Linked DNA regions of Mus musculus: all the other regions are linked to region 1. The links are chromatin loops, found by intact Hi-C in ENCODE. Cell type or tissue: heart. All regions are shown on one strand. Each heading gives the region's core, and the rest is flanking DNA. Links, peaks and the distances in the headings are about the cores only.

Region 1 (10,727 bases), core at 1,743-9,742:
TCTCCTTCCAAGGTTCCAAACAGTGGTCTGTCCTTCTCCACACACCAGAACTTTCCCTGAACGTAGACTGATAGGTTTGATGCCGATGAAGCCATTTCACGTTGGCTGATCTGGAACTATTTGGCTGGTTTTCCATAGTGCTATGAGTTTTAAAAGATGAGGGCGAAAGAAACTTTTAAAATTGTTTTCATTGTTAATTATCACTTTATTTTTTAAAAGTTCAATTGCATAAATAAATCATTCTGTTTTTCCTAAGAAGCAGTTGGGATATAAGCATGCACCATTCCTTATACATATTAATGAACCAATTAGAAGAGTAGTCATCCCATTTAGTTATTGCTGTGGCTGTCTAGGAATTATAATTCTGTCTACCTTAGTTTGATTATTTATCTAATTTGTGATTTTACTATGAACAAGTTTTTTTGGTTTTTTGTTTGTTTGTTGGGTTGTTTGTTTGTTTGTTTTTGTTTTTAGATCAGCTCTCACTGTGTAGCCATGGTTGTCCAGAAACTTACTATGTAACCAGGCTGGCCTTGAACCCAAAGAGATCACATTGCCTCTGCCTTTTGAATCCTGAATGAGATTAAAGGTGTGAGCCACCTTTTCTGGCTTTGCTTGCAGTTTTGAATAGGGTCTCTGTGTGGTCCTGTCTGCCCTTAGACTTACTCAGTTCTCCTGTATCAGCCCCGTGAGCAGTAATGTAAAGAATGTATCATCATACTTGGTTTCTGTAATAGCTAACTAGTTGACTATATTTCTAGACATTAGAAACAGTAGGTTTCCTAGGTAATGCCTGTGTACCTTGTTTATGGCGGGCATTTGATCCCCTGGACCTGGAATTACAGATGACTGTGATCACCTAGATGGATGCTGGGAACAGGGTGAGGGTCCTCTGCAAAACAAGTGCGTCCGTCCATCAACCATCCGTCTCCCCAGCCCCTCCCAACTTGTTTTCATGATGTTACGTGTGCTCTGTTCCTTTTGTGCTACAATACCTGCATAAATGCAGGTTGTAGTTTTCTTTGGCAATAAACTAATTGGTATTTTCATAAAATATAAGGAAGGACTAATAGATGATATAATTGTTTTTTTTCTTAAGTTGTTGATGTTTTAAATTTTTTACCTCATTGTTATTTGCTATATTCAATATTTTATTCGATCAATATTCATTTATGATCATTCTTTTTAAGTGAAGTGTTTGGTGCCACTGTAGCAGCTGTCTGAAATTCTAGATGTTAGTGTCACTTAGCACTGCTGTGCGCCTTTGGGAGACACGAGGTCTGCTGAGGAAAAGCTAGCGATGTTAGTTCCCGTACAGTCTCCCTATCCCGTGTTTCTGGCTGACTCAGAGCAGTGGCACCACTCAGCAGTTTTCTCTGTGGAAGAGTTTCTATCTAGGTTTTCCTTCTTATCTGCAAAATAAATATAGAAAAATTGAAAATTAATTAATGTTTCCTGTGCTTTCTAGGGATTGACTTAGGCTGCATAAATGGCACCATTTACTACATGAAATGCTAGCATTTGTTATGGGAGCGAAATCCAGTTTACTTGAAAAACTTGATTACTAAGTTTCAGGAGGCCTTTAAACTCCTCCGGGGAGGGATGCAAAATGCATCATAGCATTACAGTTTTGGTAGAGTTTTAGAAGTGGTAGTATGCACCCGTGACATGAAAACCTACCTAGACCGTTGGTGGGCTCAAAGAGGCTAGCTTTCCTTCTTCCGGCTGCATAAGACCAGGTGGGGCGTGTGTGCTTTGACCACAGTGGTCAGATTTACCACCTTCAGAAATGAGGAGGGTAATTGGAAAACACAAACAAGACAAACAAACAAACAAACAAACAAACAAAGGAGTTGAAAAGGATTTTCCAATTGTTACTGTGCTCCCTTGGTCCACTGAGACTCCTGTCCTTGTGTGTAGGCTGTGCTAGGCACAGGTGACCCACGGTCTGACTCTCCAAGAACAGCATTGTCATGGCATGGTTAGCAGGACACCTGTCCAGTGTGACGAATCACCCTAGCGTAAGCCTATGAAAGTCACACACGCCATGACAGTCGGGTTAAGCAGCTTTCTGCTGGACTCTGAGTTCTAGGTGCTGAACAGTGCCCAGGCTTCTTGACAAACACCATTCTTGGGAACAGCACCGTCCTGTCCTTTGGTGAGCCTCTGTTATTTTTACCTGAGCTGGCACTCCAGGAAAGAGTAGATTTGCTCCATTAAGAACATCCATCTTGAACTTCATTCAGCTCGCTGCCTCCTCCTGACCTCATTTCAGAGAGCACTGCCCAGCTCTCTACACATCTAATCTGTCTTCTTTGTTCTTTGGGCTAAATCGTAGTCTCTCGAAGCTTATCTCCCACTGTGACAGTTAAAATCTTTTTTAGGCTGAGAGCCTCTTCTTATTTTTCTTTTTTTTTTTGGGAGTCTCCTTAACAGCAGCCCTTCCTTCCCACATCCCTCTCTTCCACACCTTGCTTGGGCTGCCACTTGGGACTGTTAAAACTTCCTGGTCACCTCATTTCTTTGTGGAGTTTACCTTCCCTCTACTTCCCCATCCCTAACATTTCCTCTCTTTTCAAAGATCTTGGACTGGGGGTCAGAGTCAGTGACAGAGCCATCGCCTCACAGGCAGGAGGCCATGGGCTCCATCCAAGTACCTTTTGTTTGCCTTCCACTCTTGTTTAGCTCCCCTTACCCCCCTCTCTGTGTTAGGGCTGCAGGATGGACAAGCTCTACCACCACCCCATGTCGGCCAGGACAGCAGCCCTTGCATTGAGCCTTTGCTGCCAGCCTAGACGTCTCCCTTTAAAACTCCCACTGCTCGTTAATCTAAAGTCAACACCAGGGAATGGAAAGTTGGAGTCTGGTACTTCTTACCTGACCTTCATTTTTATTGTCAGTCCCATCTTTTCTTACACTCAGGTTTTTTTTTGAAGTATCTTTTTGTGCAGTCCATTTAAGTGTTAAGCCTGCAGAACAATGGTTGCTAGACATCCGCACTCTGTATGCCTATGGTACATTGCTGGCACTTTGTAAATAGCGGTGTAATCACAGCGGTACTCATGTCTGGGCCTGAGCGAGTCACCTGTAATGGCGGAGACACTTGTGTGGCTCCTGCCTTCTAAACCAGTAAATGGTAATCAGATAGAAATGACTGGAACTGCGACATCATTTTCTTTTCACCTTTGAAGTTTTCCCTTCAATGCTTTGAGTTTTGAGCAGCCACCAACAGAGCAATTTTTCCATTGTTTCAGATACCATTTATTATGCATAAACTACCAATGTTCTAACTTACAATTGCTTCAAAAAATGTTTTATTGTATATTTGACCATTTTGAGTAAATTCTTCATTTTTTACCCTGCAGAATTCCTAAATGTACAAACTAGTTTGCTTTCGCTGTCCCAGACAGGCCAGAGAAGTACAAAAAAAAAAAAAAAAAGGGAGTTGAGCTGTGTAGTCATAAAATGTTGATGTTTTAGATGATAGCTAACATCTTCCTTTGTAGTCCTTTGAACGCTGCCTGACCCATCTGTGTTGTCCATGTTGAGTCCTCTTGGCTCAGACTCGGGCATCCCAGCTTAGGCATGACACTGTACAATTTCCAGGAAGCAGTGCAACTGGTGTGTAATGACACTGTACAATTTCCAGGAAGCAGTGTGACTGGTATGTAATGACACTGTACAATTTCTAGGAAGCAGTGTGACTGGTGTGTAATGACAATTTCCAGGAAGCAGTGTGACTGGTGTGTAAAAGAGACTGTCTCCATTCAGATGTCCAGCTTCACCTTACCCCTTACTACTAAAACTAAAGGATGGATTTCTGTTAAGAAGTTGGTTCAAATACAGAGGTTAAGCTTGTCCCAAGTGTGGCCGGTCTATATCCTGACTGGCCATGTGACACAGTTATTAATCATGGCCACTTACTCCCTGACAGGTTTAGCTTTAAGATGTCAGCTTGTGAAGTTTGTGGTTTCTTTACATTTGTTTTCCCAATGGCCATTCTGTTTGGTAGTTAGGATTAGGAGAAAAAGCTTTGTTTCTTCTTCATCAGGGCTGGTTTGAAAGGTTTTACAATTCCCTTTTTAGGCAGCTATTTCCTAACCTGGACCTTTAAGAGACTCAGGGGAGTGTGGCCAGCTTTCAGGTTTCCCCAAAGGTTTTCCAGGTTTCCTTGGATCTGTTTGGAGTCTTCAGAGGAGGGTCAGTTCACTGGCTAGGATGTTGCTGTAGTTGCCATTTCTCAGTGAATCTGGGGATGCCACAGCTTCTAAGACTCTGCCCTGGGTCTCCAGGATAAAATGTCTTTATAAAAAGTTTTATTTTAGCCGGGTGTGGTGGTGCACGCCTTTGATCCCAGCACTTGGGAGGCAGAGGCAGGCGGATTTCTGAGTTCAAGGCCAGCCTGCTCTACAGAGTGAGTTCTAGGACAGCCCGTCTTGTTCCCGCTCCCTCCACGTGCTCATGGTCGGCCTCTCCGTCTCTACTCTTCTCCCCCCCACTTCTCTCTCTGCCTTGTGTGCTTCTGCTACCCTCTCAACTCCCCTCCCCATGCCCTGAATAAGCTCTAGTCTATACTTTAAAAAAAAAAAAAAAAAAAAAAAGCTCTTGTTTTGATTTTCCTGTCTTATTCTCCACAATTAGAAAATGGAGATTGCCTGAAAGTACTGTCCTGTGACAAACACTTTGTTCCCATGGTTAAGGAAGTGTGTGCTTCTGGTGTTGGCTTTAATCTCTGATTTTAATTTGATTTCTAAGTGAATGGGGACAATATATATATTGAAGCTTCTTTGAAGTTTGTCTGTAATTTTTTTTTTCTTCCATTCTGTAGACCAGGCTGGTCTTAAACTCGCAATGATCCTCCTGTCTCAGTAGTTTTTAGTGCTCTGGAGCTGAGCTGCTGAGGAACAGAGTAGCCTAGCTTGCCGGATGCTCAGCACACATGTCCTCAGTAGTTACCCTGAATGGATGTCTCCTGCGATTGCTTAGCTGTTAGATCACCTAGACCAGTGCTATCCACTAGAAGAGGATTATATGTCATATTGAAATCTTCTCCTCCCCTTCTGTTTTGAGAGTCCCACCAATTATCCATGGAATTGTGATTCTCCTGCCTCAGCTTCTCAAAGTAGTTGGAACTGTAGGCCCATGGCACCAAGCTTGGCAGTATACACATTTTTAAAAAGTTAAAGGATATAGAGTTAATTTTGAGTAATATATTCTATTTAACTTAATATCTAAACTCTTATTTCCACATGTAATCAATAGAAAGGTAGGATGGTGAGCTTACAGTCCTTTGGTAATACTAATGTGATAAATGGTATATATTTGTGTGCACTGTCTACATTCAAATGCTATGTAACCATATGTGGCTGGTGGCTACTGTGTACGATTAGACATATCTAGACCATTCGGTAATTCTAGAGGTGAGCTGAGAACAATCTAGAGGAGATAAAATTTGTTCTAGAAACAGGCCAAAAAATTGCCTTCATGTAAGAGAACACTCACCTCCCTAAGGTTTAAGGACACAGTGGAACTAGCAGAAGACATTTCAGTGAGAGGGGCCGCTTCTTTCCTTGAAGGATGCCCCCTTCTCCCGAGGAAAGAAGACAGACTGTGCTTTCCTCTGTTGGAGGTTTTTTTTTTTTTTTTTTTTTTTAAAGCTGTGTATTTGTCATAGTGTTTCACTGAAACCCCCACCAGGGGTTTTTGCTGGGAAACTGTGGTTGGTTTGATCTTAGAGTTGAATTTTCTCCTGGTGTCTTGGTTCTACCACCGTGTCTTTCCTCAGAATGTCGGGTCAGAATAAGCAGGAGAATGACTCCCTTTGGGGGAAGCAGCCACTAATTCTTCTTTCATCTTCCTTCTGTGTGTGCATCCCTGTGCTGCAGAATGGAGGCAAGGGTTAAAGCCACTGTGGTTTCAGAAGTGAGAACCCCCGAGAGCGAGGAGGGAAGTTCTGGCTTTGGCATGAGCCGAACTTAATTTCTTTCTTACCAGATGCCAATTTAAAAAGAATTCGTTGAAGGGAAGTGTCTTGCGGAGGGAAATTTTTAAGAACGTTCACAATCTGCATCTATTTAGCAGCCTATTTGATGTGATGCCATGTTTAATTAATGTTGGAGTGTCAGTTCACACAGTCATATTCTCTGCAAGGGAAGAGGATTCTGTGGAGAACAGACCAGGCTACAGGACTCACAGGATCCTGCGCTGTGTCCACTCCCTTCTTGTTAATAGTTTCCATGTGCTTGGGTGAGTGTGTGACTTACAGGTTTCCCTCTCCCATCTCTAACAACTTACTGGGGACCTGGGGAGATGGCTCACAAGTTAAGAGCACTGACTGCTCTTCCTGAGGACCTAGGTTCAGTTCCCAGCACCCACAGATTAGCTTACAACCATCTGTAACTCTCATCATGGAGGCTCCAACTCCCTCTTCTGGCCTCTGAGGGCATCAGGCATGCACATGGTCCACAGACATACATCCAGACAAAACATCCGTATCCCTAAAAATTAAAACATGCTCTTTGGAAGTTTGTCTAGTTACCTGCAGATTTACTTCTGCTATAGCATGATTAATTTTTAAAGGAGCCTATGTGTACTTTAAGCTACAGCTTTTATCATATAGTCTGCAGCTGTGAAAAAAACCCATGCTCAGTATGCTGTTCTCAAAATAATCCTGCCGCGTGCCAGCCCCTGCTCTGTGACTTCATCATTTCTTCTGTTGTTCCTCCTCCTGCTGTTTAGAACCCTCCCCTTTCCTGCTTACAGCTAGGGCTTGCCATTGTCTAGCGGTACTGCAGTGCTCTTTAGGACTGGGGCTCCTTAGTTGGGGGGAGGGGCAGGGACACGCACAGCCTCAGCTTGGGCCTTGCTGTGGTTTCCGCCCTGTGGTTCAGGATGACTGTCCTGAATGGAATTCATTTTCCCTCAGCTCTGTTCCTTCCATACTCGTTACACATCAGCTGGCAGCAGGCCAGGAGCTTCTCTGTGCTCCCACAAATTGTCAGCTACTTTACTTCTGGCCCCTGGCTTGCCCTTTGACAAAGGAATTGATGTTTTTGATTCAGAATTGTGTTGCTTAGTGAAGCCAGTCTAATCCATGCCATAGAATGCTCAAAGTTTAAGGCCACATTCTAGAAATATTGAAAGCATCAGTACCTATATTCAATAGAGCCTCCTCCCACCCCTGCCCCACTTATCTGTAGGTGATAATTTTCAAGACCCTGATGGGGGTTCCTGGAGCCATAAACAGTGGCACCCCCTTCTCCCTCACAAATAAAATAGATTAGCCGTGGACTGCAGTAACAGTTATGTGGATATGCTCTTTATCTTGACAGCCAACCAACTGTAGATCTTAGCAGCTCTAGCTCATGATTTCTCTTCCATTTCTATTGTTGGTTTCTTGAGGCAGAGTCTTGCCTTATAGCCCAGCTGGCCTCACACTTAGGATTTCTTGCATGAACCTCCCTAGTGTACAGGACTATAGGCATGCACCGTCATGCCAGCTCCCTTCTAATAAAGGCAAGAGGGTGAAGGAAGGAAGCCCCTCTCAACTTCCCCAGGACACCCCGGGACTGCGGAGTTACCAGCATGGCTGCTCTTGTACTTTGGGGTACTTGGATCAGTAAAACACAGGTCACCTGAACATGATCTGAGTGATGTTGAGCAGCGAGCCTGACTACTGAGTAATAGGGTAGCGAATATGGCATGGGTGTGCTGTGTGGAGAGATGATTCATGCCCCAGCAGGACACAACTGCCTATAGACAACTTCCTCAAGCTTGGTAGACTGCCATCAGTTTAAAACTGGCACCCTTTATTTCTGTAATTTTCCATTTAATACTTTGAGATTGAAGTTAGTTGCTACCTGAAGCTGTATAGAGTGTGAAAATGGAGGTTAGGATGGTGCCAATCTCGTGTATGTGTATCACAGGCCAGACACACTTAAGCAGGTTGTGTGCATGCCCATGCCCATGTTTTACAGAGAAGGAGATACAGGAGTTAAAATAACTTGCTCTATATTATACATTAAGAGACCGTTCTAAACTTTTTAGTTTAAGCAACTGGCTTCTTTTTTGTCCTTGCTTATGATCCTGTATCCAGAACTGGGCCAAGCTCCCCTTTCAGTGTTTTGTGGAGTCTTTGTCTCCTTTACCCTAAGGAGCAGCCCAGAATTTGATGCTGTGGAGGAATTCCATAGAGAGGTACTGTTTGCTATGGTACGGTTTGGGGAGCAGGCCCAGGAGAAGCAGGTGCAGTGCCAGGCCAGCTGGTAGAGTGATGTTTGCACAATGACCAGCAATGCCTGTGGGCCTCACAGATCAGAGTTGCAGAAGGTGTGGTGGCCCCGCTCTTCAGTGTCTTAAGGCCCCTCCCGCTGCTCTCTGTCCACTTCCTTCTCTGCTCTAAGCCTCCTGTTCCCCGTGTGTCTCTCTGGGTGGAAGTGCTCATCCTCTGCTCAGCCACTGCACCTCTGTCCCAGAGGAGATTCCAAGTCCTGGAAGTCATAGCTGTGCCCTTTAGTCCTGGAGCTGGAGACACACGCAGGGCGCACATTCCTCCAGCAGGCTGAGTCCTGGGCACTGCGCTCAAGCCTGCCTCTTGGTACCTTTCCTCCTTGCAGTCTCCACTCTGATATCTGAAAAAACTGCAAATAAAGTCACCTATGTGCCAAGCATCCATACGGGTGGCTAACTTACAGTCATCATGCTCTGAGCTGAATGTTTTATTAATATTGATTTATGTATTGATTAAGTGATTGAAACTAAGATACAGAAACATTTTTGAAGTGAAACAAGTATTTTGAGTATTTCTCTGAGGATGATAAGAAAGTTGAAGATTTAGTAAATTAAACTGGACCCAGTGGCTCACATGCACCTTTAATCCCAGCACTCAGGAGGCAGAGGCAGGACGATCTCTGTGAGTTTGAGGCCAGCCTGGTCTACAGAGCTAGTTCCAGGTCAGTCAGGGTTATGTAGAGAGATCCTGTCTCAAAACACCGAGTGGGGTGGTGGGGGTATGACTTAGTGGATTGAAACAAAGTCCATCATCTTTCATTCTGTTTTAAAATGTCTGTGCTGTGTTACATGGTGAGTCACTCCCATAATCTCAGTACTCTGGGGTCTGAAATAAAAAGGTGGCAGTTGAGACCAGCCTTGGCTACAGAGTCTGAAGAAAACCAGTGTGGCCTGCGTGGTGTCTTGTTCTGAGACCGTGTGTTGGGGTTCATAGGATTTTAATGTTGGTTTCTTTCTAAAGGCCAGACCACCTGGATCTGCCGCATAGTCGTTGTTAATGACTAAGTATTGGGTTTGCTGCTTACTCTTCTGTGCCTTAGTTTCCATATTAATAAAAAAGGTTCATAATCACACAGGCGTTATGAGGCTTAGGGGAGTTGTCGACATAAGGCAGTAGGAGCTGAGACTGTCACAGGGTGAATGTTCTGTATAGCTGCTGTCACCAACTCTGCCACCCCTGTTTTGCCCCCTCCTGCTGGCACCTTAGCCACTTCTCAGACCTGTCACACATGCTTCGTCTTTGCAGGAAGTCCTGCCCTCTGCTCATGGAAGCATGGTTTGACCTAGCTAGCACTGGCCACATTTTTTCGGTAACGAGATGTTCCGTCCTGGGCTTTTACTGTGTAGGCAGCGTAAGAATTACAGAGAACCCATCTGCTCTTGGAGCCTATCCGTTGAGACAAACTTCCTTGGAATCCATATCCTGTCTTTTAAAAAGAGTTACACTGTTTTATTACGTGACATCCTGAAAACACAATGCTAGCCATTTAAAGTGGGTTTAATTTTCTTGAGTAAACTGCTTTTAATAATGCTCCCATACGTTTCCTTCCTCTGTTGCCAGGTTGCTATTAAAATCATAGATAAGAGCCAGCTGGATGAAGAAAACTTGAAGAAGATTTTCCGGGAGGTTCAGATAATGAAGATGCTTTGCCATCCACACATCATCAGACTCTACCAGGTAGGAGGGCCGGGAGTCCTGCACAGCCTACAGGAAAGGCTGCCTCTGGGAAGATGTGGGTGCGCGGAGTGAAGGGCTGCCATCCGAGCACTGCCCCACCCTTCTTCCCTGCTCCCTGGGACCTCCACCCATGTCCTTTGATTCTCCCAAGCAACACACAGACCGAGTCTAAGGCTAAAAGTTTCCTTCTGTGGATCAGAGTTCCTCAGCATTGTGGAAACCGCAAAGGAACAGAGACTGTGTTATCACCTCATGTGATTATTTAGATATCACATGAGTTTAAACTATGAATTACGGGTGTCGCTGGGTAGTGGTGTTGCACGCCTTTAATCCCAGCACTCTGGAGGCAGAGACAGACGGATTTCTGAGTTTGAGGCCAGCCTGGTCTACAGTAGAGTGAGTTCCAGGACAGCCAGGGCTACACAGAGAAGCTGGAGAAAAAAACAGAAGAAGAAGGAGTTCTTGCCCGAGTCAGCCCTTACCCTCTTGTCTTTTCTAGATGAGCCAGGGCTTAGTTCTCCAGTTGCTATCTCTATCAGAATATAGGTTAAACCCCGTATCATGAAAGCAATTTCTGTGGTAGTTTTTTTAACCTTCCTACGAAGCAAGCCTTGCTTTGCACCACCAGCAAAACGCTACGGCACAAGTAGTGCATCTCTTGGATGGAATTTCAGACTGACCAGAAGGATGAACCTCGCCTTAGCAGGCTGGTGGAAGAGATATTTTGGGGAGAGGTGGGGTTCCTCAGATTGCAGGGTGC
Region 2 (10,727 bases), core at 816-8,815, 67 kb after region 1:
CATTTTTACTTCCGGGATGTGATATGGTTGGAAGTGCCGTTTTACGTTGGCCTTCCACTTAGGAACATGCACAGGCATGCAATGTCTCTTGTGTCTTGCTAGCTCATTTCCCTTTACTACTGAGTACTCCCTTGCCTGAATGTACTACAGTTTATCCTTTTGCCCACTGATGAGTGTCATGGCTGCTCTCCAGTTTTGACAGTTTGTAACTGAGATTGCTTTGATAGCCTTGTGCGGATTTGTGTATGGACACACGTTTTCGGCTCACTTGAGTAAGTGCCACGGAGCATGCCTGTGAGGCCATATGGTAAGAGCTTGTTTAGATTTGTAGTAGACTGCCAAACGGCCTTCCCTAGAGCTGGGCTGTGTTGTTGTAAATAAGAGTTCTTACTGCTGCCCGACTTGCGGCTTTTGCCTGATTAGCCTGTGGGGCGTGGTCCCCTTTCACATGTGTGTGGTGTTCCTTTCATGTGTAGTTCTGAAGTCTGTGATCCTGAACATCCTTGTATAGGTGTCTCATCAGGTCTTCATTTTTTATTCCTCTCCAACAAAATCTCATAGTGTTTTTCCAAGCTGCCTTTGAACTCCTGGGCTTACACAGTCCTGCCTCAGTCTCCTGAGGATCTGGAATTGCTCGTTTATTTATTAGGGTTTTTCACTGTCTTCTAAACCCCATTGTTTCTTACTGCTTCTGAGATCCATTCCTTCTGTCCCCTAAGTATACTCTTAGTCATCTCTGCCAGATTTTTCGTTCTCTCTTAAGCCTTACATCTCCTCTTACCCAAATGAGCTGTCTGAGCCATCTCGTTTACTGCCATGGCTTCACCGATCCCTTTTGGGGACTGCTCCCAATTAACTGTCTCCAAATTCTCTCCTGAGGTCTAGGGCCACAAATATCCATCCATTTGCTATTTAGCATCTTTAAAAAAATTATTTTCCTTGTTTTGTAGTACTGAGACTCGAACCCAGAACCTTGAGTATGTTAGGTGGGCACCCTGCCCCTGAACTACAACCTGTTACTCAGTGTCTTCCTTTAACATCTTGAAATCACATTCACTGAAGCATTTTCCAAAATGAACTTTATTCCCTATCCACAGTTTTGCTCTATTTGGTGTCCCTGGTGTCCCCGTCTGAGGCTTGGCAGAAACAAGTCTTGATTGTTTCTTCTCTTATCACCACCAGAGCCAACTGGTTAGTAAAGGCTGTGCAGTCAGTCTGCTATTCCAGTAACCATGCTGTCATCTTCTCTTGCCTAAGTTAGACTTTGTCAAATCTGTGGATGCTGAGTTCCATCCTTGTCTTCTCCATGTTTCTGCGTGACCTTGGCAGACACGAATAATAAAAACTACACCTCACATGCAAACCTCACAGGTACACGCATACAAACGCACAAATCTGATGATATCATTTTATAGTTTAAAAATGTTTCAGCAGTTTAACATTGCCCTAAAGTTTACTGCTAATGTGTCTAAAGCACTGAAATTCAAGAATTTTTACTACAGCCATGATAAAAAAACATACTTTATACTATAACTTAGAACACACACATATATGTTTTCAAAAATCAAAATATATTGTTTTGAGACAGAGTCTCTTTCTATAACCCAGGCTGATTTTAAACTAAAGAACCATCTCGCCCAGTCTCCTGAGTGCTGGAGTTGCTGGCAGTCTAGCCTGATCGAGTGCTAAGCCGATGATCCTGAGGGTGATGGTCAAGATTGTTCTCTGGCCTACACACGTGCATATTCAAGAAAAGGCAAATTCAGATATTTTCCGGGGTTTTTATCTTTCTGAACCTTGTCTTACTACTATGACATTTATCAAAATATACTGTAATTGGAGGCTAGAGTGGCTCAGCAGCTCAGAGCATTGTCTGCTCTTCCAGAGGTCCTGAGTTCAACTCCCAGCAACCACATGATGGGAGCTGATGCCCTCTTCTGACATGCAGGTATATATGCAAAGTCATGTACATGAGAATAAATTGGTTTTTCGAGACAGGGTTTCTCTGTGTAGCCCTGGCTGTTCTGGAACTCACTTTGTAGACCAGGCTGGCCTCAAACTCAGAAATCCACCTGCCTCTGCCTCCCGAATGCTGAGACACATATATTTTTTAATCTTAATTTATTTCTTATTGTAATTGATTCTTTCATTATAAGCCTTCCACACCAGACTCTGAACTTAAAGAATATGCAGAGAAAGCCTCCAGCCTTCCCACAGTTGTTTATAATCTAGCAGTGTCTGGTACAGCAGCACTTCCTACACACTCTTCTGTGTCAGAGTCAACTGCACCGACCTTGTGTTCCAGGGGCTTTCATTGACTCTTAAAATCAGGCTGCTGGTGGTGCAGGCCTTTAACCCCAGCCCTGGGAGGCAGGTAGATCTGTTCAAGGCCAGCCTGGTCTGCATAGTGAATTAAGACCTTGTCTCAGCCCGGCGGTGGTGATGCATGCCTTTAATCCCAGCACTTGGGCAGAGGCAGGCAGATTTCTGAGTTCGAGGCCAGCCTGGTCTACAGAGTGAGTTCCAGGACAGCCAGGGCTACACAGAGAAACCCTGTCTCAACCCCCCCCCCTCCCAAAAAAAGAAAAGACCATGTCTCGAAAAAGAAAAATGAGAAATGTACACAATTGTGACTTCTTCTGTAGCACCTCACCCCCGCCCCCTCCCCCAGTCCTGTTTTCTCTTGTTCTGACCTCAGGCCCTGGGCTTTAGTCAGGATAGTGTTTGTCCTTTCTCAGACATAGCAAGCACACTCTGCTGTCCCCTCAGGTGGGCACTCTGAGGCCTCTATTGACACCGCCCTCCCCACTGCCACCAACAGCTTCCATAATTGTGTTTGTCTTAACCCTTGTCTCAGCTCCACATGCTCTAAATTGTTTTCCCACCTCCCATGTCATCATTGTCGTTGTTGTCGTCATCATTGTCATCATTAGCTGGCAGGGATGAGCGGTTTTGGATAAGTTTTGTTCACTGCTATATTCCCAGGCCATGGGGTAGTGTCTGGTGTCTAAACTCATAAAGATGTATTAAAGGAGGGAACTCATACACAGGTTTGTTAAAAATACAGTCTACGGGGGTGGGGGTGGGTACGGCCCACCAAAGCCCTTCCACAGGAAATACTCTCACTCAAACAATATCAAGAAATTACATTGTGCGTGTCTAATCTCAGCACTTGGGAGGTGAAAGCAGGAGGCTCAGGAACTGAAGGTCATTAGCTGCTCAGTGAGTTTGAGTCTAGCCTGGGCCACATGAGATCCTGTTTCAGTCCTTGCTCCACCCTTAAATACACACAAAAATAACTACATTTCTCTAAGGCTAGAGTTTGTGAAGTATTTTCCTGTATTTCGTCTGCTTTAAACCCTGCAGCTGTGCTCTGGAATTGTTACTATATACTATTTTCCTGCTTGCCGTGACGTGTAGAGAAGTGAGTTGCCTTGTAAAAGCCACACAGTTCACCCCAGTCAGCCACTCCTCGGATGCTGTATTGTTCTGCTCAACCTCACTGTTATAAAAAAGGGGGGGGCAGGTCAATAAACCACTTCCTCTGCTTTTCCAGTGTCCACAGTATTTCCTGTGAGGAGTTTGGATATCCTCCATCTTCCACCCCAGCCTCTCAGACCATGCAAGGCTCTTCAGGCCTCCCCAAAGCAGGCTGCTGAGCATAGCTCCTGGCAAATAACCTAGCTGCTGAAACCACGCTCCTAGTGAGTTATCATGAGTGCTGAAAGGCTCTGAGAATGGCAGCGTGATTGTCCCAAATAGTGATACTGTATAATCCCGGAGAGGAGATTCCCCAAGTGAATGAAACAATGCTCTGTAAGATGAAGCACAGAAAGCAAGAACCAGTGGAGGAAAAGAGCTGGCGGTCACCATCTTACTGCATGCTCGTTCTCATCCTCAGCGATGTGCATGTGCTTAGCTTTATCCTGTACCATAGACCTGAATCCCAAGACTCATCAGAGGCTGGTACTATCCATATGGTGAGGCACAGAGGAAAAGGAAATCATAGGATATTCCTTCAAGCATCATGGAGTTCAGTTTCAAGGGAAGTACACTTGAGAGTCTCACCCGGGGTCCTCTTTCTGTCTCTGGGCATAGCTGTGACTCACTAGACCTGGAATTAGCTCTTCCTGTGGAGGTCGAAGCTGTCAGGTCTGCTCTCCCTCTTTGTGCTTCTGTCTCTTTCCTATAGAGGGCAGTGTGGGTGAAAAACAAGACCTGTTCTCTGCTGTCACCACCTTGGCCTGAGCTTACTGATTTCTGTGAAAAGATGTAGAAACTCAGTCAGGGCTGAGAGAGCTTTCCACATTAGCCTGTGAAACACTAGAAGATCCTTTCCTCTATCTTTTATGGCCAAGTCAGACTCCAGAGTGTCTCCAGCTGGGAGATCAGTCTCTGAAGATGGACACTGTTTCTATAGTAACTGTGGGATGAAGTTGTCTTCTCATAGTAGGTCAAAGCTTGTTAGACACGAGTGTTCTTCCATAGCTGTCCTGAGATCAACTAAGGTCACATATTGTTACATGGCATTTGTCATGGGCTAATGAGTGTCATGAGTGGGTTTTAACTACCTAGTTTATTATGGCCTAAAACAACCAGATGTGTTTTACACAGCTGCATCTTCTGGAACCTAGAGGCACCTGGCAGGAATTACATGTCTTTTCAGTGACAATTTTGAATGAAATATGGAAGGAATCACAACGTTGGTCTTATGGTGGTGGATACCACTCAGGAGACAAAGGCAAGCAGATCCTGTGAGGTCAAAGCTAGCCTGCTCTACATAGCAAGTTCCAGGACAGCCAGGGCTACATAATAGAAACTCTGTCTCAATGTCCCAACCTCCCACCCCACCAAAAAAAGGAAAGTTGAGAAAGGACTTACTACTTAACTGTAGACTCTCCTGTCGCTTCGGCATTGTACTATTAAAGTGAGAGGTAGCTCCCCACCGATGGTTGGACACACTCAGGAAACCAATTGGCTTTATAATCTCTTGTTATTATTTTGTAGATGACTAGATCAAGTGACTTCTGGTTAGTTTGCAAAGGTATTTTGAGCCAGTCATCCCGGCACTCAGGAGGCTGAAGCAGGAGGAACATAAGTGAGTTGGACACCAGCATTGGTTACATAGGAGGTTGGAGGCCAGACGGGGTTACATAATGAGACCATCTCACAGCGAAAAACAAAACAAAACAAAACAAACTATTTGATTTACTGTAATTTGGCTCTCCTAGTCTCTGATAAATCATGTTTGTTACAAACCATGTTTGTTTTGTTTTGTTTTTAAGGTTTATTTATTTTTATTATGTATAAAGTGCTCTGCCTGTATGTATTCCTGCAGGCCAGAAGAGGGCACCAGATCTCATTATAGATGGCTATGTTGGAAATTGAACTCAGGACCTCCATAGCCATCTCTCCAGGCCCAGACCAGTGTTTTTGAGTGAAGCTTCTTGGATTGACCCAGAGCTCAGAGCTGTCATCCAGGGAGCATTTCAGCCTTTGCCACAAGATGATAAGGGGACTCATTTCCTTGAGCTCATATAAAATGAGACCTGGTCTAGCCAGTGTCAGCAGTGGCCACATCTGACTCCACCCACTGATGGAAGCCAGCAATATACACATTTGGTTACTAGATTCACTCCCTGATAATACATTTTTAAACCCTTGGATATGTGTTTTGCCTTATCCTCTTGTTAAATACCACCTATGAGCAAATATAGTCCAACCATTTACTTAACGGAAGGAAAATTAATTTACCATGAAGAAACTGCACTGATGCTGAGTGCATTGAGATCTCTTGTGGGCAATATTTTTGAGTCCTTATTGATTAGACTTCATTGGGACTTAATTAGCTGTAATATTGCATAAGCATTTTATCACTGGGAATGCAGATCCCACTTACATAATGCTTCTGATGGAGAATATGGCCTACAGCTACTGCCAGAAAGCTTTCACTTAGAGGAAGGTAACTCTGCCCTATCCGAGTACCCATCAAGAACCACACAGTGTCTCCCTGGGCGAAAGCACTTTGTGGAGAGGAGCAAGAGTGGGAATGGGCGTCACTTGCCCGAGCTATAAGTGCAGAGGCACGTCTTTGGAGGTCTGCTCTCCATCCAGGGAGAAAAACCTGTGGTGCTTTGGTGTCTATCCACCTGGGAACACATCTCAAACCAGAGAGCTGGGTGTGGTGCCACACCTGTAATCCCAGCACTTGGAAGGCAGAGGCAAGAGAATCACAAGTCACCCTCAACTATATGTAAGTTTCAAGGGCAACCTGGGGTCTATGAGACCCATTTTAAGACAAAACAAAGCTAGACCTCATCCGAGTGAATCAGGCCTCGCCCTAGTCCCATGAGTTTATCTAAGTTTCTAGAAAGCCAGGGATGAAGGTCCTTGATAGTGTTCCAGTTATAACTATACCTTTCAAGCAAACTGTTTTCTGATTTATGGAAAGCCTTTATAGAAGAATAAAGAAAACTCCAAGTAGAAGAAGCTTGATTCCAGAGGTTGGGTGATAACTAACTTTGGGTTCCTGTGCACTAGGCACAGTTGATTTAACTACTTAGTTCTCAGCAGGCTCTAACTATCCCGTGAGATATGCTGAATGCTGGGTTGTTTGATTGGTATAAAAATGAAGGCATAGCAAGGATAAGAGATGCTCACTTAGAAAATGCTAGAACTAACCTTTGAACCTTAGCCCTCTGACCCCAGAGAGTTCCTAACCATTCTCAGTTACAGTTAGTTCTCGTAAATAGATACCTGGTAAGGTTTTCAGAGTATTTGGAGAGTCCTGGAGAGGATATCAAAGAAAGCATTAATAGGAGGCCACGAGATGGCAGTGCAGGTAAAGGCACTTGCCACAAGGCCTGGGGGCTTAAGTTCACTTACCAAGACTGCCCCTGCCCCATGCCCACCTACACTAGAGCTTAAATACACATTTTTAAAACTTCTTAATTAATAGCACATACTTTAGACTCTGGGAGATTTCTAGCTCCAGCCAACCTCTTACCAAAGCTGTCTTGGTTAAAAACCAAAACACAATGCTATTTTAAGAATAGATTTAACTTTTCATTATCTGTATAGAGATGATGACAAACTTTATTTTCTGTTTATAGAGAAAAGTGGCAGAGCCAGGTTTGATGGTGCATGTCTACAGCCCCATCAGCTGGAGGGATGAGAGCAAACTAGTGCCAGCCTGGGCTATATAGTGAGAAGTAGTTTCAAAGACTGGGAGGGGAAGAGACTGAGAGACCAAGCCAGGAGGGAATCTGAGAGGATATGAGAATGTTTTATTTGCGGTTTTCTTTCTGGAAAAAGTAGTCAGCATTACTGAGACACTGAGTCACAAACATCTGAAGGCCTGGAGCGCAAAGCACCAGACTCCTAAAGCCATGTAGCTCTCTGTGCAGAGGCTCCTCACAGCCCCTCTCCATCTGCGCAGCCAGCTCTCCTGTTTTGATCCCTGACCTGGTCAGAGCTTGCGAGTAACAGAAGCTGACAGCAGTGTGCCAGCTTGCATCCAATTCTGACATGCAGTTTAACTGTTTGAAGTTCTGAAAGTTGTTCATTATCCACAGAAAGGGATGTTTTAGAGATTGGACTGCCGGTTAATTTTTGTTCCCATTTTGGATTTTGAGATTTAGAAAAATAGAGCTGTCTAAAATTTGGATTGCTATAAAAGCAATCTATAACTAAGGAGTAAACATTGATGGGAAGCATGCTAAAATTGTCCAAAATATAGACTTTGGTGCTGAACACTTGAGAATCCCATATGTATTTAAACATATGTATTGAGCATATGCCTTGTTGACTGGAAAGACTAAGAGAAACTAGACCAAACACCTTCTTGTACACACTTAGAGGAAGCATGGGTTTCTGGGTAATTGTTTCTTACACTCTTACAATGCCCTCTGGCAAACAGATGGCTTCTCTTTCCACCAGCTCAAAGAAGCTGTGCGCGTGCAGGGACCTGGCACGTCGTTTCTTTGAGACTGTTCCTCTGCACAGACCCCGGAGCAGAGCTTTATGATGGCACTACTTGAAAGGTTCAGGGATGGCAGGCTTTCCTTCATGGGGTCAGCCCAGAGATGCTGGCATCCAGTCCCACAGAGCTCAGTTCTCCTTGTATGATTCCTTGATTTGCAACGCCTGTCTCATCCATCCCCCACAATCACCAGAGCTCAGGCTTCAGTAGGACTGTTCATCTTAGCCACTGACCTCATTAGCAGGTGAACACGGGTACACACACACACACTCCTCACACATGCGCGCGCACACACACACACACACACACACACACACACACACACACACACACCTTTCCATGTTCTCTTGCTCCCAGTCTCGCACACACTCGCTGTCAGCCCACCTCACAGTCCTTGTCATCTCATTAGTAGTTGTGAGCATGCCCTCTACTGCTTCGTTTGGAACCTGCTTGTAGGTGAATAGTGCCGCAACAGCCTTTGGAGCTCACACAGCACGTCATCAGCTGGATGCGAGAATTGTTTGGATTTGTTTTTCTAAAGCTATGCTGGGTGCTACCTCAAACACTAAAAATGGTCATTGTTTGTTTGTTTGTTTGTTTGTTTGTTGAGGCAAGGCTTCTGTGTAGCCCAAACTGTCCTGGAACTCACTCTGTAGACCAGACTGGCCTTGACCTCAGAGATCTACCTGCCTTTGCCTTCCGAGTGCTGAGATTAAAAGGGTGTGCCACCACGTCCAGCTTCTAATAATGTATTTTTAAAGGTAGTGTTTAGATTAAGAATTCTCTAGGGGGGCTGGTGAGGTAGTTCAGTGGATAAAGGCCCTAACTACACAAGCCTGCTAACCCAAGTTTGTTTCCTGGACCACTAACCAGTCCATCCTCCCTTAAAGGTGGAAGAGAATGAATTGAATTCACAAAGTTAGCCTCTGACCTCTACACATAGGCCATGTATGCATGCATGTGTGTGTGCACACACAATAATAATAAAATAAACCACCCCCAGAAATCCAAATGCTTAGAAGACTGAGGCAGGAGGACCATGAGTTTAGGATTAACCTGAGTCTGGCTTATCTCAAAAAAACAAAGAAAGGACAACAATAAAAATAAACAGACTCTACTGTTTAGTATCTGCCTAAGTTTCTTAATGTCTCAGTTTTAATTTCTTAAAAAATGTAGATTATAATAGGTGTCCTGTATAGGTTGAGGCTTTACAGGACGTAGTACTCTGCCTACCACACCATAGCCAACCATGATAATATGGGCAGGAATGTCTCTGCAGGAATCACTCTACTGACATTTCATTTCCGTCTCTCTGGTTTTGACCCCATACAGCAGCACACCTAAATCTTTAGTAAAATAATGGTTTTCTGGCAACTCCAGCTTGAAGGGTGGGAATGACTGTTCTGTTGTGACTTCTTAGGTATTTCCATGGTAGTCAGCCTCCAAGTGAACAGGCAGAAGCCATTGTTCTCCAGGTCTGTTGCTTTTGGTTTGGGAACAATATTGAGCACGCACTTGGCCTTGATGACCTCCTGTCTGGGCCCCTAGGTACTGAGGCTCTAGGAATACACCTCCACAGCTAGCCTCTGAGGACGGTGCTACAGCTGTCAGCAAGGTTTATCAGTCACTGATGCGCCTGCCATTTGGGAGGACCTGGCTCATGTTTGGACATTGATGCTGTTCTGAAAGGTGCAATTGCTGTCTTGGAAGCTTCCCATTCTTCAAACATGAGTCTGTGAGTCTGTGAGTGACAGCAGGAGACTACCATGTGACGCATTTCTAGTGAAAATGAGATTACTACATCATACACAGACCATTCCTTTATCACTGTCACAGAGTTTTGAGAATTGGGGGTAGGTGACCAAGGAGTTCCTTATGTCCCCTTGTTATGCAGAAGAGTGATCTGTAAAATAAGTAGCTGTGACCCTCTGGGAAGGGTCAGTGAGGAGCCACTTTGCTGGGGCGTCCTGAAGAGCCGACAGGTTCCCTCTGCTCTGCTTCCTTCTCCGTCTGCTCACTTGAGTATCCTGTGGTTGTAGGTTTGAAGACGGTCATTGCCTTCATTTTCACATCCTTTCCATATTTTGTGTAGAATAACGTGTCCAGAGCTCGCCTGAATTCAATTTTATGAGCTATATGATACTGAGAAAACGTGGCTTGATGCTGAGTTCGGCCATGTTTCACCCTCTGCAGCAGATGAAATGTGTTAGCTTCTGACCGTCGGCCAGTTTCTGCTCCATGTGACAGCTAGGATCAGTGCTTGCCCTTGTGCCACCGACACAAAACAGAGTCCCTAATCTGGGGAAGCTATGAAAACTCTTTGGCTCCTTGAACAATCAAAGATTAATACAAGTTTGTGTACATAATTTCATAATTCCTTGTGGTTTTTTTGTTTTTTGTTTTTTGTTTTTTTTTTTTGTAGTGAGACTTTCAGGGTCTCTTAGGATAAAATCTGTTAAGGATGACTGAGAAGAAGTTTCAGAAGCCTGGAGTTGAGATTTGCACTGGGACTTATGACAGGTTATTTTGTTTGTTTGTTGTTGTTTAAAGAAATTGCCTAGGAGAAGAACTCTTTGTTTTAAAGCAAGCCTGTTACAGACATTTTTTGGCCTTGGCCCCCTAATGTCTTACATGAAATTTTGTGCAGAAAGACCAAAGGAAAAGAGTGGACTGCCATCTAGAGGCTTGAACAACAATGTTACAACTTCAAAAGCTTAACCGGCCTCTGTGTACTCAACTTTGTGAA
Region 3 (10,727 bases), core at 1,595-9,594, 56 kb after region 1:
TTGGTCAACCAGGAAAGATGTCCTTGTTATTGCTCTGAAGTGGTGGACTGAACAAGAAAATTTGCTCTTGGAATTGTCCCGATTTTTAAATTAGTGCCACCAGCCCTCCTCTCTTTTCCCACCATGTTTCACATACCCAGCTAATGATACGCTTATTTTAGGATACAGTATCACTACCTTATATAGCCTCAGGCGCCTCATCTCGCCTAGAACAAAGAGTTTCAAGGCTCAAAATCAATCTTGGCCTCTGGTATTTAAACCATCCTAGGCGATGAACATAGGGTTCAAATTAGGCCTCTGCTTTGTATTAAGAGAAAAGGATGTAAATTGCCTTTTGAGCCTGCAGACAAATGCTAACTAACCGGGGTGTTGGGGGTTGGAAAAGACACTTAACAAATTAAGTTGAGTTGCTTAGGAGTGGAGAAATAAATGACCATAGGCTCCACCCATATGGCTTCTGCTGTGTTGGGTGTAACTGCTGTATCCAGTGTAACCAATTTCCTTTGTGTGTGCCACCACACGTGTGTATGTTCATGTGTGTACAAGTGGGCATGTATCTGTGTGTATATGTAAGCCAACGGATTTCACTGGGAATTGTTTAAGTGTTATCCTTCTAGCTACCTATGAACACAGGGTCTCTTACTGGAGCCTGTTACCCCCTGATTAATCGGGGATGCCTGGCCAGCACACTTCCACACCCGCCTCCTTCTCCCCAGCACCGGATTTAGAAACATTTGTCATTACATTTAGCTTTGGGGAATCTTAAACTCAGGTCCCCTTGCTTGCATCGCAAGCATTTCCTGAATGAGCCATCTCTCTAGCCCTTAGTGGTCTCTTTCTGTTATGACTTTGATTTCTTTTGTTTGTTTGTTTTTAAAGATTTATTATCTATCTATTTATTTTTATATGAGTATACTGCAGCCGTCTTCAGACACACACTAGAAGAGGGCATCAGATCCCATTACAGATGGTTGTGAGCCACCAAGTGGTTGCTAGGAATTGAACTCAGTACCTCTGGAAGAGCAGTCAGTGTTCTTAACCACTGAGCCATCTCTGCAGCCCACGACTTTGATTTCTTAGGTAAAAATCTTTATGACATTTATCACCTCTGGTTGAGTCTGTAGGCCATAAATCTTTTCCTATCCTCTGAAAAGGGACTGCTGGCTGTCTCCATCTATTATTCAAGGCGATGCTTTAAGCTGGACATCCAGTGCTCACCTGTAATCTCAACATTTGGGAGCCCGAGGCAGAAGAATTGAAAATTCTCCAACCTGGTCTCAATCTCCCACCCCAAAAGTAATATTTTAACATCTGTATATTTGAAAGAGCATAGTGAATTGTAGGTTCATGTATGCTTACCCTTGGAAGTGTAAATGAAAGATTTCTAAACATTGCAGATATAACCTTCCCTCTAAGATACTGGTCATTCTGAAATCATTTCTTCCCGGGGCTTGTTTTCTGTATACAGTCAGCATATCTACAATTATGCTTTTCCCTTTATGTCACCTCAAGTATCCGATCCAGGATGCTCTGTAAAATCACCGTGTGCCATGTTGCATGCAAAGCAATGTACAAGTACAGGTAGGAAGAATCTTTGATCCACCCTGAATTACTGCATGAATATCCAAATTGCTCTTCCATATCCAAAGCCCCCTTCATGACGTTGGCTTCAGCGCTGCACACCTCCCGCTTTCTCGGGCTTTTAGGATGCCCTGTAACTCCAAGTATTTACTTGCCCTTGTGAGCTCATCAGATCCCATTTGATCCGAGTCTTTCCTCTGCTTCCGTTTGTATGTGACTTGTATGGTTTCACTGTGGTGACATTGCACCAGAGTTTAGTCTATGGCATTCTCCATCCTGGGCCACATATGCCTTTCAGCCATAATAGCAGAGATAAGCTAAGGTCACTGTCTAGTGAGCCCAGCCGCAGAGCGACACGTCCTGGCACTCCAGGTTTTCCAGGTGGTACTGGTTCTGGGGACGCAGGGACCTTTTCTAGCACAGAACATGTACTTTTGCAGAAGTGGCTGGGCTATGCTTCTGCTAACTCCAGGGATATCATGCATGACTTAAAAAGTATAGTCGGAAAAATGTTTTTAAAAGTTCTGCCAAAATCTCATCCACTTTTAGTTATCTAATTTTTTAAAAACTCTATCCTGAGTTTTCTTTTTTCTTCTCGCTGTCCATTTGACTTGACCCTTAAGCTAGACATGCTGAAAGAAGGATGCCAAGTCCATAGTGACAGACAGTGGGGAGTGGATGGACGCCTGGTGCTGGGATGGTGCTTAGTACAGGGAGGGCTTCTTTCTGTGGTAAAGTACTCTAAATCCACCCTGGTTACCCAATTCTGAACGTACCAAAAGCCACTGTCGATGCCCCTTAATTAGATGAAATTATAAAGTGTATTATAAAGAGTGGATCTCTGCTGAGCATGTATCAAGAAGCACAGGATGGTCTCATCTTGTCTTATAGAACTTCTCAAAGCCGGGCAGGGAGGGGAGGGAAGCAGAGGCCCATAGCACCCAGCATTTAGAGCTGAGCTCATTTCACCTGATGCAGCTGTGCATTCTGGGTAGTGCCACAAGCCCCACGCAACACCCAGGGCAGTCCCTTCATAGTCTCTTGTATTCACTTAGCAAGCAAGTTCTGAGTGCTCTGTGCTTGATCATGTTCCCCTCCACCCCCATTCAGTTTCCAGTCCACTTTTCTCTCTTTACCTTCCCAGATCACCTAAGTGTGATCTTGGGTTTGTTTTAGGTTTTGTGTGTATGGGTGTGTGGTGTATGTATGATATCTACATGTGCACATTTGCACCTGCACTAGGAGGCCATCAGATGTCCTGCTCTATCCCTCTCCATTCTTTTGTTTGATTGGTTTTTCAAGAAAGGGTTTCTCTGTATAGCCCTGGCTGTCCTGGAACTAACTCGATGTGCCACTACTGCCTGGCTCCCTCTCCATACTCTTTCTCTTTCTCTCTCTCTCTCTCAAGATTTATTTATTTATATGTATATTATTAAGATTTATTTATTTTATGTAGCTGTCGTAGACACACCAGAAGAGGGCTCTTAACCTCTGAGCCATCTCTCCAGACACACACACACACACACACACACACACACACACCCATTCTCTTCAGACAGGGTTTCTCACTGACCCTGCAGCCGACCTGGCAACCAGCAAACCTTAGATTTCCCCCTCCTCAGCAAATGCCGGTTGGCTACACTCAGCCTTTTAGTGAGTGCTTCAGATTTGAACTCAGGCTTGCACAGGAAGCAGGCTTCATGCTGAGTCATCTCTCTAGCCCCCTGCTTCCTTTTTGAGTCATCCCTGAGATGGTGTCCCTTCTGTAGGGATTGTCATACTGCAGTATCCCCTGCAAGTCCTCCAGACACTGATGTTGAATGAGTGTGTGAAGAGATGGAGGCATTCATTTAGAGTCCTGTATGAGGTGCTGGGAGTATGCAGCAGTAGGCAGTGTGAGTAGCAGAAACAGCAGCTCCTGAGCCCATGTGCCTTTGGAAGAGAAATCATAACTTTTTAGGTACAAAGTAACTGATCAAACCCTGGCTCTGTGCCTTGTTGTTGTTGCTGTTGTTGTAAATCTTGTTGATATTTCTGACCCAAGCCAGTGAGAATCCATCCTTGTTTTAGTCTTTGCTTTATTTTTGTTAGAGTTTTTCCTCCTGTGTTGGTTGATATTTAGTTTATTTCAGTTGTCTGTCCTATAAACAGTAAAGGCTGCTCACCCACGTCTTCCCGCCCCTGCTTCAACCACACATCCCAGGGTCCCCCTGCTACTTCACTAAACTGCCAACAGTTCTGAAAAATAGCCCTCTGCTTGAAGTGTGCAGAAGCTGCCCACAACGGTAAGCAGCTAAGAGAAACCAGAGCACATATTTCCTCCAACTCATTTTTTTTCCAGCCCCTCAAGTATTTGTTAGAGGGAGCTGAGTTTTCAAAATGAGTTCCAATGTTCCCGTGTGTTAATAATTTGAGGTTTCTCCTGCATGGATAATTTAAATGTTCAAAACCAACTCATGCTAAAGTTAAATGCACATTGAACTAGCCGTACTCCTAGCTTACCATATACATGGCAGTGATGGAGAGGGATGTGAGGTAAAGAGCCACTGGCAGGGAAGATGGCCACACAGTGCTAAGGAAACCTCGCTTTACAGTGATGCATTGTCAGGAAGGATGCTGGGCCTGCCCCTGCTAGGCTTGGAAACTTAAACTGCGTTTAAATCATCTTTCACAGCACCACCACAAGTGTCCCACTGCAGATTCTTGTTAGTGATGCCAGCGAGCCCTCCGCACTGAGCTGCCTGGGCTGACCTCAAACTTCGAGTCCTCCTGACTTAGCCTCACCTAGCCGGGGTTACAGGCTTGTGCCATCAAGTCTAGGGTCTGTTAGGATTTTTAACAACCTATCCTACTTGCTTATGAAGAGTTTGGACAATTTTGCTCACTGTGTGCAGACTGTGAGGTGTAATTGGACATTGAAAAGATTGGTGGTATATTCTTCTAGTCCTAGCACTCAGAAAGTCAAGGCAAGAGGATTCTGAGTTAGAGACCAGCCTGAACTACAAGATTTCCTTCAGCTTAGGCTGCCTGTGTGGCCATAGGGAGACTCTCCAGCAAGCCATCAATTGGTATGGCTTCCAGCTGATCCATGGGCATGGCTTCCAATGTGTTCTCCTTCAGAAGCAGCATCTGCTGTTTGTTTTTGAGACATGATCTGACTGTGAAGTCCTGGATGGCCTGGAACCCATAATGGAGACCAAGCTGACCTCAAATCCACAGATAACCAATCTTCCTCTGCCTCCAGAATGCTGGGATTAAAGGCATGAGTTACCATGCCGGTCCATAAGCACTATTTCTTACACACTCACTGTGCTCGAAGAAATGCTAAGTATCATGAAAGCCAGGAAAGAATAGTAGCCTTTTTTAAACATGAATGCTACTCTCCCACCCTCCCATCTCTTCGGCCCCTTTCATGTCCCCCCACTCCTTCTCAACTTATCTCCTCTTTGTACCGGTGTGTGTGTGTGTGTGTGTGTGTGTGTGTGAGAGAGAGAGAGAGAGAGAGAGAGAGAGAGAGAGAGAGTTACTTCTGACCACTTGGGATTGGATAACCCTTGGGGCCTCACCTCTGTCGAAGAGAAGACTGACTCTCCCTCTCTTGGTAGCTTTAATTACATGCAGCTCTTCATCTAGAGGTGGGGCCTTGTGAGATTCCCTCCATCCATGCATGATGGCGTGTCAGCTGTGTGTGTTGTCATTGGACAGGTCTCCTTCAGCAACTCTAATAAGTAGTTCTACAGAAACTACGGAGAAAGAATAGACTTCTCTAAGAGAGGTAGAGTGTTTTTAAAGCTGAAAGAATTACACACACAAGATAAAGAGTCACAGGGGAGTACAGAGAAAGGGGGAGGGGGATTGTCTTAGTCAGTACTCTATTTCTGTGAAGACACCATGACCACAGCACCTCTTATGAAGGAAAACATCTTGTTGGCTGGCTTCAGAGGTTTAGTCCATTAGCCTTAGGGCAGGAAGCATGGCAGAGCAGAGGCAGACATGCTGCTGGAGAAAGAGCTGAGAGTTTTACATCTTGATCCACAGGCAGCAGGAAGTTACAGTGACTTTGACTTCTGAGACCTCAAAGTCTCACCCCCTAGTAATGCACTTTCTCCAGCAAAACCACACCCATGCCAACGAGGCCACACCTCCTAATTGCATCACTCCCTATGGGCCTATGCAGGCAGTTTTTACTCAAACCACCACAGTGATCTAAGAGACTTCACAACAGGGTGTTTATTTCTGTTGACAAATGGCACTGTTTTGGCTGTATCAGACCCTGAACTAAACCCCTGGTGATCAGTAAGCTACTAGCTTCAGCAGCTTGGGTGAGAGAGGTTGGAGATAGAGGTTCTGGTAGGTGGCCATTGACGCAGCAGTGTGAGAAGGCACCAGTCAGTGTTCAGGAGCGACTGACACAGTAATTTAACTGGCTCATTTTTGTGAACCTTTCTATCGTATATCAAAGATTCTGTGAAAAGATGAGAACAAATAAACCTCTTTCCTCTCCACTCAGTAGTCAGTAGAAAGCTTGAACACATCATATAGCTAAGAACAATGTAAGGCAGAGTGGAGACTGGGATGTCAGAGAATAAACAAAAGGCTCTGACAACCAAAGGAAGCAACTGATATGGTATTTTCTGCTGGAAATCAGTTAAAGCTTCATACAGGAAGTAATATTTGACTGCACCTTGAAAACGGATGACATTTTAAAGGTGGGAGAGACAGGAACAGGCCTGGCACAGACAGGAAGTATATAAAGAAAGGCATATAAACACAGGATGTGGGCCCTCTAGTACTGAAGATTAGCCAGGGGTACTCAGGAGAGCTGGGTAGGGTGGGGCTGGCTGTGATGGAACTTAATGACAATGCTAAAATAGAGAGCTGCCTCTTTTTTTTTTTTTGAGCAAAGAGATAACAGGATCTGATTTTGTATGGCAGCCATTGAGCTCTGAGTGAATAGCTTAGGAGGTGTAAAAGGTAAGATTCTAAGCAAGAGGGGCTGGAGAGATGGCTTAGCAGTCCAGAACACTTGCTGCTTCATTGTGAGGACCAGAGTTCAAATCCCTGCACCTATGTGAGACAGCTCTCAAAGAGGCTGTAATGCCAAGAAATCCAGTTTCCTCCGCTGGCCTTTATGGGCACTCATACAAACTTGGGCATACACCCACATGTAAAAGTATTTTTTTATCCCCTGATGTAAATGTTGCTTCGGAGGCTATTGCCTCTGTCTGCTAACCTAGTCCTGGAAGCTTCTAGCCTCAGTACGACCTAATCTAGGCCTAGAGTGTTTTCAGCCCCTGAGACTTGCTGCTGAATAAGCTCACCCTTTCTAGTTCTTTCTGAGCTGTAGCGCAAACACTCTCCAAGCTGACTGATTCAATCTGGCTCCCCCGCCCCCTCCCTCCCTCTCCTGAGAGTTAGGCATATCCTGTTCTGTCAAATCATTCTCTGATTCATCACTGTGTCACTTTGCCACTCAATTTGACATCACTTTCCACATGGGCACTTCCTTCCACAAACTAAACTTAACCTTCATTGTTTGAGATTAAAGGTGTATACTAAGGGTGTGTCTGTGTCCATCCAGGTAGATTAAAGGTATGTGATGAGACTGAGCCACACCACAACTAGAAATAGGATTTTCCAGTAAATAACACAATCGCAGAGTTCACAGTGTGATCAGATATCCTGCAACACCCATACCCCCACACACATGATTTTTGTTTTAAGTTGACAGATGGAAACAACATGGGAACAAAGCCAGTGTATTTTCTTTTAAGATTTTATTTCTTTATTTTATATATATGATAAGTACACTGCAGCTGTCTTCCCACACACCTAAAGAGGGCATCAGATCCCATTACGGATGGTTGCGAGCCACCATGTAGTTGCTGGGAATTGAACTCAGGACCTCTGGAAGAGCAGTCAGTGCTCTTAACCTCTGAGCCATTTCTCCAGCCCCCAAAGCCAGTGTCTTTTGTAACAGAGCATGCAAAGATAGTCTTAACCAGCAGGTCCTCCGTGGGAGAATTCTCTGGCTAGTTAGAGAAATGCACAGGGCAGAAGGAGAAGGGCAAAAGAGTTGGAGAAGGGAAAGGGGCTCCAGGGAGGTAGGTATGTCGCCTTAAGATTGCTGCAGGGAATGGAAAAGGCAGGGAGAGTGCCAGGAGTTCAGGGCCAGCCAGGGAGGCTGGGGTGTCCTTGGGGTAGAGTCCATCAATTAAGAAGTTTTCCAGCATGGGTCTCCCCTCCTTCACCTTTCCTCTGTCCCTCCTCTCCCTTTTCCAGGTGCACATGAACAAGGCAGGTGACCCAGTCCCAGCGAGCTCAGATGGTTCACTGCCTACTTCCTAGATTTGCTCTTTCAGCCTGGTGACACAGCTCTGTGTTCCGCTAACCAGAGACCAGTGCCTGCTGGGATGCTGACATGAGTGTTGTTCCCTTGCTTCTCTAGACTTTGGCTTCAGCAACCTCTTCACTCCAGGGCAGCTGCTGAAGACGTGGTGTGGCAGCCCTCCCTATGCCGCCCCAGAGCTCTTCGAAGGGAAGGAATATGATGGGCCCAAAGTGGACATATGGGTGAGTATGTCCCGTCTTATCACCTGTCCCCTCTGCAGATGACAGCTGTCCTGTCATGTGGGAGTGCAGAGCACGTTCACCTGCACTTGCAACCCCAGTCTCCCCCAGCACCCAAGTCACATGAGCCTTGGCTTTCAACTACTCCCTTTGCACCTGCAGAGGACCCCTGTGAGGGCCTGAGCAGAAGATGGCTGTGGCAACAACAGAGATTACCTTTTCTTGAGAGGCTGGGTCTGAGAAATGTTTGGAATCTCACCCTAAATTCATGTCTGGAAGCAGAAATGTTACCTGCTCTGAAGACAATTGACTTTGACACTGACCCATATTATATCCTAAAAAGAGGACAAGTTGGTCCCATCATCTGCACATACACTAATGGTCTCTTTTGTTTCCTCCAATGCTATTAACCGTCCGTACTCTCTGTTTGGGCTACAGAGCCTTGGAGTTGTCCTCTATGTGCTGGTGTGTGGCGCCCTGCCGTTTGATGGGAGCACACTGCAGAATCTGCGGGCCCGCGTGCTGAGTGGCAAGTTCCGCATCCCGTTCTTTATGTCCACAGGTAAGGGACCCGCCAGCATAAAGCCATGACTGCATTCACGGAGAGGCAGGCATGTGGAGTAATTTCACAAGTGCAGTGATGCTGGGTCAGTGGCCATTTGGCTGCTCTCTAAGCTGCAGCTGCCTCAGCTCGTCCAGGAGGCAAGGTTCCTTAGGAGCGAAATAAGCCACCTGCTTTGGCTTGGGGATCGGGCTCTGCTCAGTATCAATTCATCTGAGCTGTTGTACCTCAGTCTAAGACGGCTAAGGCTTTGCACGGCCCCTGGCATACAGATTAGATTAACTGCTGTGTGAGTCACTGGTGCCATCATGGTGCTACAGTGGCATCAGTGCGTGTCACCTGTCCTCCCCACAGCCTCCACTGGAGTGCCAGAGCTCCGCGGTTGGCACTGATGCCCAGGACAAAGCAGGCTTTCGTCTTTGTCTTCCTATGGTCTCATTTCCTAGTTCTCTAGTTCTCCTTCAGATTCTAACTATTTAGGAAAATTTTTTAAGTAAGCAGACAATAGGATAATAGCTTTTTGGAAATTTTAACACTGAAAACGGATACCAGAAACCCAGATGTTATAGTTAGCAGACAACTCAGAACCTCTGGGTTTGGCTTCAGTTTGGGATGTGTTTAGTTGGTTGGTTTGGGATTTCTTTGTCACCATTTCTGTGCATGTCTGATCCACTATAGACAGTGTTACCTTTTGTCTAGCTACTTTCCTCTTAAGGAGAGCATGCACACCTTTAGAATATGTAGGTGGAGTGTGGGTTCCGTTTAACTGAGTCAGCTCAGAACTGATGACTTAGAAGGTCATGTGTCAGGTGATGATAATGCTAAGGAAAGGGGAAGAAGAAACCTTTAGAATGGTGGGTGGGAGATCGTTCAAAGAGGAACAGTTGGAAAACGTGACATTTCAGGGACAACTGGAAACGAAGGATACTGGAGGATTACTGCCCGAAGGCCCCAGGGAGGGAGCAATTGGGGTGTGCCTGAAAGGAGTTGAGCATGTAGACTCTCTGCTTTTACTCTGCTGGAATCGGAAGAATTAGAAGCTCTCTTAAAAATAGAGAATAATATGGTTAGACCTGTGGGGGTTTTCTAAATTTTTATTACGAAAACTTTTTAAAAATTGAAAAGATTTTTTTCATCAGCTTTTAAAGACAATCCCTGTAGTTGCTACACTGCTTGTTGAAAGGAGAGTGCAGTGCAGTGCTGTGTGGTGCAGTGCAGAGCTATGTGGAGTAGTGCAGTGGCATGTACTATCACGCAACACAGTGCAGTGCTGTGTGGTGCTGTGTTCTAAGGCACAGCACAGTGTAGTGCAGTGTTGTGTTGTGGAATGCTGGGCAGTGCAGCTCAGTGTAATGGAGTGTTGTGCAGTGCAGCTCAGTGAAGAAGCCTGGTTGGTAGGAGACTTAGAGAGCATGTTCCCAGACTGAGGAATAGAGTGATTTGGGACGGATCGCTGCTGCACACTACCTGGTTGATGTGTCAGAGGAATTTTACAGACATTAGCTCCCTTCAGTATTATGAGCTATATGAGGTTGTTACCCCACTTTGCAGGTGGTGCCACATCCAGGAGAGTGTAAGCAGTGTCCCCATGTAGAACAGCTTATTAGTGGCTAAACTAGAATTTGAGCCAAGGCAGTATGTCTCAAATAATGTTTGATATTGCATTTAAGGTAAGAAAGAATAGTTACAGGTAACCCCGAGATTTGTACCTGAGCAACAGAAAGGATGAATTTGCTACTAAATCAAGGATAACTGAATCGTCAACATTTTGGAGAGATGTTTTTAGAAATGTCAAGTTTGTGGTGCCTATTAGCCGTCTAAAAGACTGTTCTGGTCAGCAGTTGGAAAGGAGAGAGTTGTAACTGTCAAAACTGGCCTCTTTGAGTGTCATAGAATATACTCTAATGCTACCAGGAAGGCTCGCTCTCTGTGCCTCTCAGGATGGTTAGAGATGAGGAAGGTGACAAGGGCCAGAAGAATGGTTAGGGAGGAAAGCCAGAGTCACTTGAAGACA

Evidence for each region. Peaks named below come from ENCODE experiments on the same cell type or tissue, not always from the same donor. Only the 100,000 strongest peaks of a DNase experiment are listed, where the experiment ranks them.
Region 2: it touches region 1 in a loop (3-fold over the local background); 8 of 42 quality-filtered maps call a loop at or near these places.
Region 3: it touches region 1 in a loop (2.3-fold over the local background); 8 of 42 quality-filtered maps call a loop at or near these places.

The regions. Positions count from the first base shown.
Region 1 is chr9:46,113,367-46,124,093 of GRCm38, forward strand. Sik3 (SIK family kinase 3) reads left to right here. Exons shown (of 25, transcript NM_027498.3): 2 at 9,851-9,967. Among named protein-coding and RNA genes, the nearest start is that of Gm46110, 39 kb to the left of the region's middle. In heart, for the core only: a CTCF peak has its summit at 6,439 (motif pointing left); DNase peaks (open chromatin) are centred at 6,865, 7,645 and 9,565; H3K27ac peaks cover 1,984 bases.
Region 2 is chr9:46,181,214-46,191,940 of GRCm38, forward strand. The region is part of intron 6 of Sik3 (SIK family kinase 3); the gene reads left to right. Among named protein-coding and RNA genes, the nearest start is that of Apoa1, 42 kb to the right of the region's middle. In heart, for the core only: CTCF peaks have their summits at 4,185 (motif pointing right) and 5,340 (motif pointing right); a DNase peak (open chromatin) is centred at 3,608; H3K27ac peaks cover 389 bases.
Region 3 is chr9:46,169,843-46,180,569 of GRCm38, forward strand. It overlaps Sik3 (SIK family kinase 3), which reads left to right. Exons shown (of 25, transcript NM_027498.3): 5 at 8,030-8,154; 6 at 8,590-8,713. Among named protein-coding and RNA genes, the nearest start is that of Apoa1, 53 kb to the right of the region's middle. In heart, for the core only: no CTCF peak of the experiment used is centred there; a DNase peak (open chromatin) is centred at 5,719; H3K27ac peaks cover 1,607 bases.